Linked DNA regions of Mus musculus: region 1 is linked to region 2. Evidence: chromatin loops called from intact Hi-C (ENCODE). Cell type or tissue: gastrocnemius. All regions are shown on one strand.

The links. Hi-C counts contacts between places; a loop is a spot of excess contacts. Peaks named below come from ENCODE experiments on the same cell type or tissue, not always from the same donor. Only the 100,000 strongest peaks of a DNase experiment are listed, where the experiment ranks them.
Region 1: a loop joins it to region 2, with 2.3 times the contacts of the local background. A loop is called at or near these places in 3 of 42 quality-filtered maps.

Annotation. Positions count from the first base shown.
Region 1 is chr10:93,305,868-93,313,867 of GRCm38, reverse strand. It overlaps Elk3 (ELK3, member of ETS oncogene family), which reads left to right and starts at 2,709. Exons shown (of 5, transcript NM_013508.2): 1 at 2,709-3,116. In gastrocnemius, no CTCF peak of the experiment used is centred here; DNase peaks (open chromatin) are centred at 2,731, 3,061, 3,530 and 4,577; H3K4me3 peaks cover 6,080 bases; H3K27ac peaks cover 6,569 bases.
Region 2 is chr10:93,413,583-93,421,582 of GRCm38, reverse strand. No RefSeq gene overlaps it. Among named protein-coding and RNA genes, the nearest start is that of Gm40742, 13 kb to the left of the region's middle. In gastrocnemius, no CTCF peak of the experiment used is centred here; no DNase peak of the experiment used is centred here; H3K27ac peaks cover 4,125 bases.

The sequences.
Region 1 (8,000 bases), 110 kb after region 2:
CATGCAGGCTTCACACAACTGAAGTAGACATTTTAAACGGGTACATTTTACTGCTGTATTTTCAAAGCTACAATTGAAAGAGGTGAATTCTTCCACTTAAGCCTGGCAAATTTGGTTATTCTTTTTTCCTTTTTTCAAACTATAATTACTAAAAGAGAGTCTTCTTCGCTACACAGAAACAGGCAGTAGACTCCCGAGACAGTCCAAATCCATGCTTCGAAGCGTCCCTAGCAAACCCTCTAACCACAAGGAGTGGGAAGGCCAGCTCCTGAGAGGCCACCCACCAGTCTGTGAAACGCCTGTGAACACACTTTCAAATGGAATTCACCAACATTTTTAAACCCTAGTCCGTAATGCATGCTGTTTTAATGCAAACTTGGCTCTCACTGCTCTAAAAGAAAAAAATCGGTAGAAACTGTTGCTTGTTCAAGCTCAGTGCCGGAAGGGTCCTTCAGTGAACACTTTCCCCAGAGTGGGCTGCCTTTCCATCGGTCCGTTTGGATGTCCATTCCCAAACACTAACCCCCCCGAGGCACCCCAAATAACTTAAGCCTCTTCAAAGTAACAATGACTAGCCACTTTGTGGTTTCTCTCCAGAATGACCAATGCTCAAGTGGCCAGTATTTACCTGTTCTGTTCTAATTGTTTTAGGTTGATTTCTTTTCCTAACCCTAACTCTAACCCTGCTTTCTTATCTACCTTTTCTTTTTCCTTTTTTTTTTTTTTTTTTTTTTTTTTAGTGCTGGAGATTGAACTCATGGCTTTGTACAAGAGAGGCAAGTAATTTACCCCCAAGCTAAATCTCTAACGAGACCTGACCATCTGATTTCTAGAGCTTGCTTTCTGAGTGGCTGTATAGGAACGCCACCTCCCAATCTCCCCCAAGAGAGTGGGGTACCACTTACAAATGACGAACCTTTCTTGACACAACCTCCCCTGAAACCCACAGTTCACCTGATGGCTCACTCCTGATGATAATTCGTGATTACAGGTACCCACCTGTATAGCTTCACACGGAGCAGTTCATGGCTGGCCCCCCAAAATCTTGTTCTGACTACTCATCCCTTCCTGTCCCCAACCCCTGGTGACCAGAACTTTCTCACTGCGCCAATAGTTCTGCCTTTTCTGGGAGAGGTGGGATCATACAGCACGTAGCCCCTTCAGATTAGCTTCTCCCAAGTGGATACTTTCTAAAATAAAAAGCAACATGTATTCCTAAGTGTGGGAGCTTCCGAGTTGGATGATAAATCTAAATCCACACTCTGCATTCAGTTCACATGGACAGCTGGATCATATAGGGACACAGTCTGAGTTTTGCTGAGTGACTGGAGAAGCCAACTAGGGATTTTAAATGATAATCTCCAAAGTGGAAAATTAGCTGTGGAAAATCAGGGTTTGATAGACAGCCCCCTTTCCCATAATTCCTCCTTCTGTTTCACATCTTACCTTGGTCCCCCTCCCTCCTCTCCCCACCACCATTGTCTCTTCTCAGAGCACGGGCAAGCCTGGTCCTCAGTGTATAACCAGCAGGTTATACACATCAGTGATTAAGCAAAAATGCTGCCCTTGTTTAACAAGGTGTTCTGACAGGCACCTGCAGATGTGCGTGTGTGGGGTGGGTATTAACATCCCTGAATTCAATCTAGAACCTTTAATAGTAACCAGATACTCAGAAACAAGCAATCTTTCAGAGAGATAGCAAATGCTAATGGGGGGGGGGCAAGGAAATGTCAGAATGTTGTCCTGCTGACCTGGAGACTTGGCCATTGGTCTGGGATAAGTACGCTGTGGCTAGTTTGCAAAGCACCCCTTACTCTCAACGCGATTCTGTTATTGGGGCTTCCAATCACACCAGACACATTGAGGTGAGGGCTTAAGGGTTACAATTAGGGCTTTAATGAGCCATGTACTCTCATGCCAAACGTTCAAGATTGAAAACTACTGGTCAGAAAGCCCCAAAGGCAGGGGACTGGAAGGTTCTGGAAGGCTGGGGCTGGAGGAACTGTATACAGGGTTTGTTAATAAGAGACCCATTCCCTCCTGCATCCTCCGAGCAATGCCCAACTCTCCAATCAGATCCTGGCCATTGTCCTCAGGGGCGGGGAGTCCAGTCTTGAAACCACAGGGTACCCCTTCCCCTGTCTCAAGCCACCTGGAGCGCCTAAGCAGTGCCTGTCTAAAGCCACTTCACTCATCTCTTTTCTAAGACACAAGGCTCCTAGTTTGTGGCTCTTAAGAAAGTATTCCCAAAAGAGGATCCCAACTCTAAAACTGCCTCCAAATTATTACTATTAATATTAATTATAGTGCTGCTGTTAAATATGCCCCGACAGTAACTCTATCCGACAGCATCTTAGGAAGACTCCATCTCCCTTTGTGCACGCTTATGTTTTTCACCCTCATCTCCTCTGGTCCGCAATAAAAGCAGCCCGGTTCCCAGAGCATCCAAAGTCCTGAACCCCACTCGCCATCCCTCCTGTCCCTAAACTCTTCTTCTATGCCTATGGTAGAGAAAAGCTCGCTTAGGGACCTCCCTTTCGGGGCACCATTAGCAGGGCACGAACCCAGGGTGATGCCAAACTTAGGAACCCGAGGGCTCAGGAGCCGACGGAGCCCCCGCCGAGTGGAGAGACGGCGGCCTGGCCGGCGGGTCCCCAGGCTCCTCCCCTGGGGTGGCCGAGCAGGAAGCGGGGCGGGCACGGCGCGGGGGCGCGCGGGGCGTGCGGGCGGGCGCGGGGCCCGGCGCCGGGGGTATGCGCGGGTCTGGGCGGGCAGCCCCGGCGCACAGCCGCGGCCCGGGCGCACGGCGCGGGGCGGAAAAGCCTGTTTACACAGACTGCACACCGCCTGGGGAATAATGCAGTAAAGGAAGTGAGCAGGCTCGGCCTGACTGCTCCAACTTCCTGCTCTCACACACACCAGAGGAGGGGGGGGGGGGAGAAAAAAAAAAAGAGGAGCGAGAGAAAGAAAAAAAAAAGAGGGGGGAAAATCAGGATCTCATTACAAGAGCAACAGACCGTCTGCAGACGCCTGTCAGCATGGAAAGTCGGGGGCTTTCGCCCGGTTCCTCCTAGAAATCTCCCCAAGAAGACTCCCAAACGCTCCCCCACGTCTGGGTAGGTTGCAGGACTGTTTGCCTGTTGCTCCAGCGCTTGCAAAGTTTTCTTCGGGCTATTTTTTTTTTTTAATTTTTCCTCTTTTTTTTTTTTCTCCTTTCTCCTTCTTTCTTTTCTTTGGCTGGTGGGGGTGGGGTTGTGGGCGCTGTGGGGTGAGTTGTAGACTGCGTTGGGGGAGGATGGGGGTGCGTCCCCGCGGGGGAGGATGCTGTGCGTCGCCACCGCCACCGCCACCGGCGCCACCCCGGGAGCTCGTGCTCGGGCCTGGGGTCTGCACTGCGAAGCCCGGAGGAGACACCCTGAGTGCAAACTCCTGTATCCCTGCAGCGAGGCTCCGGGGCTCTGGGATTAGGGATAGTGGTCGAAGCGGGCTGCGTGGCTGGAGGCTGGATTGTCACTGACCTCCAGCCGGGGTTGCGGTCCGGATCCCTTCAGGATGGGCACCGAGGCGCGAGTGTTCGGATTCAGGGGAGAGCACAGGGGTGGAGAGGGAGCGGAGGACTTGGGCCATGGAGATGTGGGGCCCGGGGCTACGTCCACTCTCTCTGGGCAGGTGACCCCCGCCCAGGTCACCGCCCCAGGCGCACGCCCAGTCTAATGGACATTTAAAAGCCGGCCGAGTCGGCTAGTCCAGATTCGGATTGGGGAGATGGGCCAGGCAAGGGATGAACTTGAAACTCTCAGCTCTTTAACTTCCAACTGCCTGCTGGCCTGTAATGTTACTGGAACTTTTTTTTAAGGGGGGGGGGCTTGAAATTGGGAGGCGGGAGCTAAAAATATTAAATGGTCTCTGTTTTGTTACGACCGAATCATTCCGAGGATAAGCTGCAGTTACGCGGCGGGTGGGGGTGGAAGCAAGAAAGGCTATTTCAGAAACTGCAAAAGGGGCTTTTTAGAAGGAAAAAAAAAAAGAGTGTCGGGAGAGTTTCTGGCTTGTCTGGAAACGGCAAGACTAATTGCCGTGCGCTTCCGCTTTGAAACTGGCTGCAGACAGCATCTTGAAAATGACTCACTGAGGAGCTCACAAAGAAACTGCGGCTTGCTGCTGCTTCTCAGGTTTATGTATTTGTGCCTTTTACAGTTTCCTTTGTAGTGTTTGAGGGTCCCCCGCCCCTTCCCTGCCGGCCCCCTCCAGCCCTCCCCATCTCGAAAGCCCCTCGCCGTCCTATAACTCCCTGCAGTGCTCTGCCGGAGGTGGGGAGGGGGGGGCAGTTGGGGGGGGGGCGTATGGGGGGGGGAAGCCGAGTTGTTTTTGGAGTTGGCTGGGGAGAGGGTTAAAGGGATTCTGCTGCTGCAGGGGGAAAAATGTTCCTTGAATTTTCCACTGGCTGCTGCAGGAAGAGAGAGCCCTTTAGTCATTGCTAAGTAATGTCTGCACACACACACACACACACACACACACACACCCCGACTAATCGCATTGGGAGTTTCCGCTACTCCGCACAGGAGGGGTTTTGTGCGAGCCACTGTCTGCCTGCAGACTTATTGACTTAGAGGTGCCTTCTCCACCCCTGCCAGTCTTTCTAGGGCACACTCTCAAAAAACTTGGCAGTCCCTTTGGCCATTTTGGGTCTCAGTCATGCTTTCCTGGGGGGCGGGGCTGGGAGAGGGAGAGAGAGAGAGTTGTATGTATGTTCTGTTTTGTTCTCTGATGTTCAATCAACTCTTACACAAACACACATGCCTGCCCATCCTCTCCCATCTGTTCCTCTGCTTTGTAGGGGTTGGGAAGGGGGACATGGCTGGGGGGGGGGGGGTAGGTCAGGTCAGGCTGGGAAACCTAGCATGTTCCAGGCATCTATCAGTGAGAACCTAAATCAATTTATGAGCCCTATTGCCCACCAAAATATCCACTGGTCTCCTTCCTTCTCTCCCATCCTGTGGCACACATTTATTTGGAAAAGGGTCAGTTACGGGTTTGAATTTATGAGGATTATAAAATTACAGATTGTGTTAGGAGGGTATGTAGGTCAGACAGTTAAGGAGACTGTCCATAAGTGTACTAAGAGCTTCCAGTAATGAGTGCTTGCAAAACCCCCAGAGCATGAAAAGGGATGGCCTTTCAATGCCAGATATAGAGCAGGCTCTCTCTCTCTCTCTCTCTCTCTCTCTCTCTCTCTCTCTCTCTCTCTCTCTCTCTCTCTCTCTCTCTCCTTTTAAATGTTGACTAGAAATGTGTAGAGTTACTAAAAAGGACAAAGAATTTCAGAGAACCCCACTGAAAGCACAGGGCTTCTTTCTTGCCGAGGACATGGTGCCTCTCGTGAGGACTTCCAAGATGTTACCAAGACTTCTCCTTTGGCAAATCTGTCCTAAAAAACAACCCAGCCAGCCCACCCTAGGTGAGTCAGTGGGCCAGACTTCCAAGATGCCCCTCAAACGTTTCCTAGGGCTAAATGGGTGGTCAGTAAACTGCTGGTGTTGAGTGTTCAGTAGGACCACAAAACTTCAGCTGATGGGGAAACCTTCCAGGTGCTACCATCATCCTGCAGGAGGATTCCAGAAGGTTGTGAACACTTCCTTCTAACCCAGTGCTTCTCAACCTAACAGTGCAACCCTGGAATACAGTTCCTTATGTTGTGATGAACCCCCAACCATGATATTATTTTTTGTTACTACTTCATAACTGTAATTTTTGCTGCTGTTATGAATCATAATGTTAATATCCGATATGCGGGATTATCTAATATGTGACTCCCCCAGACGGTCTCGACTCACAGGTTGAGAACCAGGTTCTGAACAGAAGGAGGGTATCAGAGTCCAAGTTGTTGAAGAATCCTGAGATCTGCTTCTGTGGTTTTCAACCAGGAATAATTTTGCTTCCTACAAGGAACACCTGTAGGGGTGCTAAGTCCACCTGGCAGAAACCAGGGATGCTGGTATTCAACCACCAGTGTCCCAGACAGCTCCCCATCGATAATCTGCAAGTCTCCCGTGCTTACGCCAAGCAGTTATTTCACCTTAATGATGAGGATGATAAACTCTCTCAGGCATTCATTCAACAAACGGACATTAAAGTCTTCAGTGGTCCCTTTGACAACATACTCTTTATGTCTGTCTCTGTCTTTTTCTCTCTCTTGATCCCCATCCCCATCCTCCAACTGTCTTCTTTTCTGTGCCATTGAATGATAGAATGGCAGATGCTGACATTGTGATGATATAACTTTCATGAGTTGAATCTTTGAACTTCCCTCAGCACCGAGTCTTCACACAGCCAGAGCCGATGCTCTTTAGATGGGAAGAGCCCTGTTGGGATGGGGAGAGTCCTTGAATTTTGACGATACCTAAGCATTTACTTAAAACCTCCCCCTTTGTCTCCTTCTGAAAGAAACCAATTAATTCAAAACTGCTAATATACAGTAAATGCAACCCTGAGGTCATACATTAAAATTTATGCTTGTCATAACTTTTTGGAACTTAAATCTCTTCCTGAAATTGGTTTTAAAGGACTTCCAAGCAGTGTGTATAATTTAAAATCTTCCTTCCCAGCGCTCAGATATGGGACTTTGTGCGTTCTATGCTACCAAACTATATTTATATAGATAGCTTTGTCAGATGTCACAGAAACATAACCTACTGGCAAGCCCAAGGCACTTAATTAAAGAATTACCCACAGATATGACTTCCTGGAGTAGTCTTTTGTTTTAAAGGTGAGTTGCCCCTTACTAATAGAGAGTTTGGGTCCTTGACATGCCTAGGCAATGGCAGGATCCTCTTTGCTTCCCAGACCTCAGACTCCTCCTCGTGCATAAAAAGCAATGTGTTCTCTGTCTGTTTGATTCTGTGCTAGCGGCCCCTTCCCTAGACCTCCTTAACTCACCTGTGTTCATGAGCAAAGGCCCTGATGTGCACCATGTGGCTTCGAATGTTACAGGCAGACATTTTTCTTTCTTTCTTTTTTTTTTTTTTTGTTTTTTGTTTTTTTCTTTTTCGAGACAGGGTTTCTCTGTGTAGCCCTGGATGTCCTGGAACTCACTCTGTAGACCAGGCTGGCCTTGAACTCAGAAATCCGCCTGCCTCTGCCTCTCAAGTGCTAGGATTAAAGGTGTGCGCCACCACCGCCCGGCTTCTGGCAGACATTTTTCATGTAGTAGTTGGCAAAGCTCCTCTTGGCTTTCGCAGGGTGACTTAGAGCCGGTTACAACCACACCAGTCACGAGATGTCTTCTCAAGGCTACTTTTTCTGTTTTTCTTGGTTGTGAAGAGTATCACAAATTACTCTAGGAAAACAAAGAAAGCCACAACGACAACAATAAACATCTCCCCCAAACTCCACTGATAACATTTTGTTGTATATTTTTGTAGTCTTTGTAAAATGTGCCTTGTGTACACAGATGTGCAGGAACATGTGTGCTCGATCGCTCGGAAGGTTTTATTTAGAGTCACGTCTTACTTTTTAAAAGAGTGCATTTTCACCCAGCACCCCCACAGAGTGCAGTTTAATGATGACGGCTGAGATTCCAAGTTGCCAGACAGTGAGCTTATGTTTATGGAGGGTGACATGATTTCGGATGAACTGGTTTGGGGTTTTGTCGTTTGGAATATCTTAAGAATGCTGCCCTCTTGAAAGACTGGGGTTCCTGTGTGCTGTGAAATTTGGGATTTTGATGAGTTTCTGTATGATTTAAGAATGAGTCATGATTGGCAGTGGAGTATCGAGCTGTAGTAACAGGAAGTGAGGGCACACTACACATCAGAGCAGAAAGCTAGAAAAGGGGAGAGAATGGACGTTAAACTGGAAAAAATATACCCTAGGCTGAGCTAGCTGTGGAGGGGAAGAAGGGTTCTCGTAGACAATCTTTGTTTCTTGCTATATCTCCACTTTCCAAACTTTTGCTGTTTTAAATTTGTTTTTGTTTTTTTCAAGCTCAATATTACTATAGC
Region 2 (8,000 bases):
CTCCCCCTCCCCCTCCCCTCCCCCTCCCCCTCCCCCTCCCCCTCCCCCTCTCTCTGTGTTAGTATCAGTGCAGGTCATAGTTCAAGTATAGAGGTCAGATGACAACTTCCAGGAGTGGGTTCTTTCCACTTTGTTTTTGAGACACGGTCAGTCTCTTGTTTTCACCACTGTCCAGGAATTTCTGGCCCACTCTCCCGTCTCCATCACTCATCCCTTGAGTTTGGATGGGTGCGGGCATCCAAACTCAACTCCTCACGCTTGTGCAGCCAACATTTGCTGACAGACCCATCTCCTCAGCCCAGAGTAGAAGCCTTTTGCTGTAACCCTCCTGGAAGCGGTGAAGAAATTCTACAGAGAGACATGTGCGTCCTTACCCCTGGCTGTCTGGCTCTTGAGATGCTATATACCAAGGAATTGGAGTTTCCCTAGGAATGGCACAGTGGGAAGGGGGAGGGCTGAAGCCAGGTGACAGCTAGAGGAGGATCTTGTCTACCAGGGAGGGAATTCCCACGGTTCTGATAACGTGTTGGACCAGCTTGAAAGGTGGAAACAGGCTGAGACAAGGTAGGTAGTCATGGGTAGCACTGACCAGGATTGCTTAGTTATGCGTACTTCTTGCCCTCTGTTTAAACCTAAATCTCATGTCTGGGCCCCAAAGATAGACTTGAGGAGGTCACTGGGCCTCATTGGTGTATCCTCTTAGTGTGGCCATATTGGATAAATCTCCTTTTTTTTTTTTTAAAAACAAAACAAAAACAAAAACAAAAACAAAACCTTTTTACCACTACATGTGGCTTTAATATTGAGGATAAGTGGCTGAGCTTAGGTGTTAAGGGTGACAACTCTAGTACAATCATTGTGTCCTTATGCTGGTGACAGAGGGATAAGTCTTGTTCCCCCGACTCCCCCCCCCCCCACACACACACACGTGGCAGGAGAAACCCCATGGCCTCAAGAACCTTTTATAAGATCTTTCATCCCACCATGATAGAGAACCCTTACTACCTAACCAAAGGCCCCTCACCTCCTAATACCATCATAAAAAATTACATTTCAATGGTTATTTCAGTGGGTATGCATTTCATCCATAGCCATATGATAGCTATAGCTTGAATTTTTAGAGCACATTTTTATACTGTTTTTCATGATGACTGCACCAATTTACATCCCCACCAACAGCGTGCAGAGAACAAATATTTTTATAGCATAACTGTATCCCATGCAATATTCAAGATGCTAAGCTATACTAAAACTGGCCAACCTTTATTTAGAATTCCAACTTCAGGGAGCATCCTGAGTTTTTGATTTGCCAAGGCTGGCGGGTTGCCTCCACCAAGGGATTCTCTGAAGTTCCAGCTGTTGGGCTTCCAGGTTCTGCCAAGGCTGTGAATTAGAACGGTCTCTCCTGGTGCTGCGGTTCCATCAACCCCAGGTAGCATACTCAGACTCTTAAATATCACTCAAGTTTGTCACCGATGGTCAGGGATCTGGTTTTGTTTACAGGTATCCTGCTGGTGACAGCAGTAACTTCTTCAATAAGACACCCACAGTGGCAAACAGCCTGCCTCATCGAACCTTCCAGATAAAAACAAACTGCAATCCGCTCAGGTAGGAAAGGTGCTGAACACAACTCAGGCCTGGTAACCTGACTCCTTAAGAGAACTTTGGGGCATGAGCGAGCGAGGGCCTGGATCCTGTAAGGAAACTGCTCAGGCAGTTGATCAAAGGTTGGCCATTCTGATTTTGCCATTTCCTCCCTCTTTTGTTCTGGGCTTTCTCAGACAAAGGCAAGTTCTGAGAGGAAGAAGTCAGACCACAAAGGTTTTGTAAATAGCTAGAAACTCTACCCAGCTGGGTTATAGTCCCTTGGCTGCAGCCTTAAAAAAGACCTAGACTCAAGTAATGCTCTGCAGAAAGGAAGGACCTGTTGGCATCTCACCCCTGGATAAAGTGGTTGAGAAAGTGGGCTCAAAGTGCTGGCTGCCTAAGCCGGAGTTCTATGCCTAGAGCAAGTATAAAAAGCCAGGCAAACCCGTGCATACCTGTCACCCCAGCACGGAGGAGGCAGACACAGGAGGATTCCAGGGGGCTTGCTGGCCAGACCGAATAGCTGAATCAAGGTCTGGGTGGGATTCTGTGTCTCAAAAATATTGAGAGTAAATGAGGAAGGCACTGGGCGTTCACAGCCTCACACCTGCATATCAAGCGCGCATGCGCGCTTCACAGAGCGAGAGAGATGCATACACCCGAAAGAAAGGGTTAAAGAGCACCTCTTTGCCTCACCTAGCCCACATTCAGTCCTGCTTCGTTTGCTTAAGGATGTGAGGAGATTGAAAGACTCGAATCTGGGTTGATAACTATACTGTGCCTATCTACCCTGACAATGCAAAAACACCCACCCGAGGCTGGGGTGGCAGGCGGTCTTGTTCGTGTCTCCCTTGATGGAGGCAAGCTGCCAGAACCCCAAACACACACAATACATTGGCTTCAGCTCAAAAAAACCCATCATTCATTGCCAACAACGTCCCCCACCATCACTGCCCACCCCTTCCTGGAAAAAGTGATGGAGAGAGGGTAAAGTCGGCCAACGCCAACACCACCTGGCCTCGCAGCGGACCTGGATGCTGGTCCGGAAGCCGCTCTGTCCCAGTGCATAGACTGAACCTCAGGGATGTGCCCTGGGCAGCAAACCCTTCTCACAGTATTCTCTTCCTGAGGGGTGGAGGAGTCACCTCTGTTGACTTGGGCCTCTCTGACCCGGGGCGACATGGGAAATGGAGGCCAGGAGGGTGACACTGGGAGGCTGAGCTATGAAATGCCACCATCCGGCATAGGGAGGGATGCATTGTCCCTGAAAAGGAAGGGCCACTTCCCACCACACCTAGCCACTGTACAACCTGATCAGGGCTCTTAAATCACTTTAAAAATACTTTGGAGAATGTAAATCGTGTAGGTATTTTGCTCGAATGTATGTCTGTATACCACTGTGAGCCTGGTGCCCTCAGAGGTCAGAAGAGAACACCACCCGGAACTGAAGTTACAGAGAATTATTAGCTTTCAGGGGGGTCCTGGGGATCAAACCTGAGTCCCCTGGGCAGTCTTAACATCGGGGATATCTCTTGAACGTGTAGGAGATTTTTCCTTTTCTTCTCCTTTTCAGCAATGGGGTAGGTGGATCCAAAAGCATACTCAGAGAGTTTCTTGTTAAATGTGTCACGCTGAAAGTTCACAGGGACCCCAGCAGTCATGGACTGGAGGTTGGGCTCTGACGGAGGCTCTCTTACTCAGATGCACGGTAAACAGAAGTTCTCAGACATCTGTGTGGTACTTACCTCTTCAGGGGCTTCCAAACCCCACAGGAAGGAGAACACGGATGAGATCTGGCTTCCCTCAACATGCCACCGCAAAGACTGAACAACCTACCTCCTCCTCCTCCTCCTCCTCCTCCTCCTCCTCCTCCTCCTCCTCCTCCTCCTCCTCCTCTTCCTCCTCCTCCTCCTCTTCTTCCCCCTCCTCCTCTTCTTCCTCCTCCCTTCCTCTCCCCACCTTCCCCTACAAATAACAATCTAAACAAACAGCTACTTAAACAACAGGAGAACTAGACAACAATCCACAGCTTTCCTTCTGTGACAGACCTGGTGCTGGAGACATTGGACCTATTGATATGACATCCAGGAGACCCCAGTTTGGGGACATTGGACTTACTGATGTGACATCCAGGAGAACCCTGTTCCTTCTCTCATTTCCCAAGTTGCTCTCTGTGGTGAATCTTCCATGGGTCGCTGACACAGTTCTCCTCAGCCCTTCTGTTAGTCCCTTGTCTTGCTTCAGTGTCACCCTCAGAGAAACCTCTCTGGACACCTCTGCCTTTGACTAGCCTTTTGGTCACATGGCTTACTGTTTTGTTCCCATTTAAATGTTCTCTTAATTATGAGACAATGCATTTAATACATGACTGCTTCAAGGAAATCCTTTCCATGTGAGTTGAATACCCCTCCCCACCAACCAAAAAGGCACAGTAAACTGGGTAGTGGTGGTGCACGCCTTTAATCCCAGCACTCAGGAGGCAGAGCCAGGTGGATCTCTGCTGGTCTACAGAGTGAGTTCCAGGGCAGCCAGGGCTACACAGAGAAACCCTGTCTCCAAACAAACAAACAAACAAATAAACAAAAAGCAATTTAAAAAACGCAGTAACCTATTGGCCACTCCTACTTCCAAATATTTCCTTATTTGGAAATAGGGTGATTATAGATTGTAGTTAAGATTAAAGATCTCTCTGGACAAGAATAGACCCTTAATCCAGTATTACTGGTGGCTTTATAAGGAGACATCTAGGAAAGAAAAGAAAATACAAAACCATTAAACTTTGGCACTCGGGGAGAAAGCCACATAATGACAAAGGCAGGAGGCATATAGTTTCAAATAGAGCACCGCCACCAGACTCTAGCAGGAAGAAGGAGGGAATTCCCTCCGGTGTTCTCAGGAAGTGTAGTGCTGACAACACCTTGACTTGGGATGTCCCAGCCTTTAGAAAGGACACATTGTGATTGTTTGTGTTACTTAATGACAAGAACACATTCTGAGCAAATGGTGCGTTGGTTAGCTATATGCAAGTTGACACAAGCCAGAGACATTTGGAAAGAGGAAACTTCAACCTGAGAAAATGCCTCCAATCAGATTTGGCTTGTAGACAAGTCTATAAGGTATTTTCTTAAGTAATGATTGATGTGGGAGGGGCCATCTCTAGGCAGGTGATCTTGGGTGGCATAAGAAAGCAAGCTGAGCAATTTAGTTAGGGGAGCAGGCCAGTCAGCACTGTCCCTCCATGGTTGGTGCTTAAGTTCCTGCCCCCGGGTTCCTGATTTGAGTTTCTGGCTTGTTTTCCTCTTTATTGGACTGTAACCTGCAAGCCAAAGAAACTCTTTTGTCCCCAAGGGGCTTTTGATTATGGTGTTTTAATATAGCAATAGAAACCTAATTAAGACAAACAGCTGATTCCATTGTGTAAGCATCATTAAGTGTTTTCACAAAGACCTAGATGGAATATGTCAGCCATTTAACAAGGACTGTGTCTTAGCTGGGGTTTTATTGCTATGAAGAGACACCATGACCAAAGCAACTCTTACAAGGGACAACATTTAATTGGGTTTGGCTTACAGTGTTAGAGGCTGAGTCCATTATCAGCATGGCAGGAAGCATGGCAACATTCAGGAAGACATGGTACTAGAGAAGGAGCTGAGAGTTCTGTATCTTGATCTGAAGGCAGTCATAAGGAGACTGTGTTCCACAGGCACCAGGAGGAGGGTCTCTTCTGCATTAAGGAGAGCTTGATCCTAGGAGCCCTCAAAGCCCACCTACACAGTGACACATTTCCTTCAAACAGACCACACCCACTCCAACAAGGCCACGCCTCCTAATAGTGCCACTTCCCATGGGCCAAGCATATTCAAACCACCACAAGTGGCAAACATGAGATGTATGCAGTTGTTGACAGCATCCCATGGCATCTGCCTTACAGTACGTTTTAATATACACAAGTGGAAGGAGATCACTATAAAACAACAGTAAAAAATATAGCATAACAAGCCCCTTCCGCTCCACTCGAGCCCCGGGCTACCTTGCCAGCGGAGTTGCCTGACACCCGCAAGGGCCCACACAGGATTCCCCATGGGATCCTAAGACCTCTGGTGAGTGGAACACAGCCGGCCCCAATCCAATCACGCGGAACCTGAGACTGCGGTACATAGGGAAGCAGACTACCTGGGCCTGACCTGGGGCACAAGCCCCTTCCGCCCCACTCGAGCCTCGGGCTACCTTGCCAGCGGAGTCGCCTGACACCCGCAAGGGCCCACACAGGATTCCCCATGGGATCCTAAGACCGCTGTTGAGTGGAACACAGCGCCGGCCCCAATCCAATCGCGCTGAACCTGAGACTGCGGTACATAGGGAAGCAGACTACCCAGGCCTGACCTGGGGCACAAGCCCCTTCCGCTCCACTTGAGCCCCAGGCTACCTTGCCAGCGGAGTCGCCTGACACCCGCAAGGGCCTACACAGGATTCCACAAGGGATCCTAAGACCTCTAGTGAGTGGAACACAACTTCTGCCAGGAGTCCGGTTCGAACACCAGATATCTGGGTACCTTCCCTGCAAGAAGAGAGCTTTCCTGCAGAGAATACTCTACCCACTGAAACCAAGGAGAGTGCTACCCTCCCAGGTCTGCTTATAGAGGCTAACAGAGTCACCTGAAGAACAAGCTCTTAACAGAGACAACTATAACAGCTAGCTTCAGAGATTACCAGATGGCGAAAGGCAAACGTAAGAATCCTACTAACAGAAATCAAGACCACTCACCATCATCAGAATGCAGCACTCCCACCCCACCTAGTCCTGGGCACCCCAACACAACCGAAAATCTAGACACAGATTTAAAAACATTTCTCATGATGATGATAGAGGACATCAAGAAGGACTTTCATAAGTCACTTAAAGAATTACAGGAGAGCACTGCTAAAGAGTTACAGGCCCTTAAAGAAAAGCAGGAAAACACAGCCAAACAGGTAGAAGTCCTTAAAGAAAAACAGGAAAACACATCCAAACAGGTAATGGAAATGAACAAAACCATACTAGAACTAAAAAGGGAAGTAGACACAGTAAAGAAAACCCAAAGCGAGGCAACGCTGGAGATAGAAACCCTAGGAAAGAGATCTGGAACCATAGATGCGAGCATCAGCAACAGAATACAAGAAATGGAAGAGAGAATCTCAGGTGCAGAAGATTCCATAGAGAACATCGACACAACAGTCAAAGAAAATACAAAATGCAAAAGGATCCTAACTCAAAACATCCAGGAAATCCAGGACACAATGAGAAGACCAAACCTACGGATAATAGGAATTGATGGAATGAAGATTTTCAACTTAAAGGGCCAGCTAATATCTTCAACAAAATAATAGAAGAAAACTTCCCAAACATAAAGAAAGAGATGCCCATGATCATACAAGAAGCCTACAGAACTCCAAATAGACTGGAACAGAAAAGAAATTCCTCCCGACACATAATAATCAGAACAACAAATGCACTAAATAAAGATAGAATATTAAAAGCAGTAAGGGAGAAAGGTCAAGTAACATATAAAGGAAGGCCTATCAGAATTACACCAGACTTTTCACCAGAGACTATGAAAGCCAGAAGAGCCTGGACAGATGTTATACAGACACTAAGAGAACACAAATGCCAGCCCAGGCTAATATACCCGGCCAAACTCTCAATTACCATAGATGGAGAAACCAAAGTATTCCACGACAAATCCAAATTCACACAATATCTTTCCATGAATCCAGCCCTTCAAAGGATAATAACAGAAAAGAAACAATACAAGGACGGAAATCACGCCCTAGAACAAGCAAGAAAGTAATCCCTCAACAAACCAAAAAGAAGACAGCCACAAGAACAGAATGCCAACTCTAACAACAAAAATAAAAGGAAGCAACAATTACTTTTCCTTAATATCTCTTAATATCAATGGACTCAATTCCCCAATAAAAAGACATAGACTAACAGACTGGCTACACAAACAGGACCCAACATTCTGCTGCTTACAGGAAACCCATATCAGGGAAAAAGACAGACACTACCTCAGAGTGAAAGGCTGGAAAACAATTTTCCAAGCAAATGGTCTGAAGAAAGAAGCTGGGGTAGCCATTCTAATATCGGATAAAATCGACTTCCAACCCAAAGTTATCAAAAAAGACAAGGAGGGACACTTCATACCCATCAAAGGTAAAATCCTCCAAGAGGAACTCTCAATTCTGAATATCTATGCTCCAAATGCAAGGGCAGCCACATTCATTAAAGACACTTTAGTAAAGCTCAAAGCACACATTGCACCTCACACAATAATAGTGGGAGACTTCAACACACCACTTTCATCAATGGACAGATCGTGGAAACAGAAACTAAACAGGGACACAGTGAAACTAACAGAAGTTATGAAACAAAT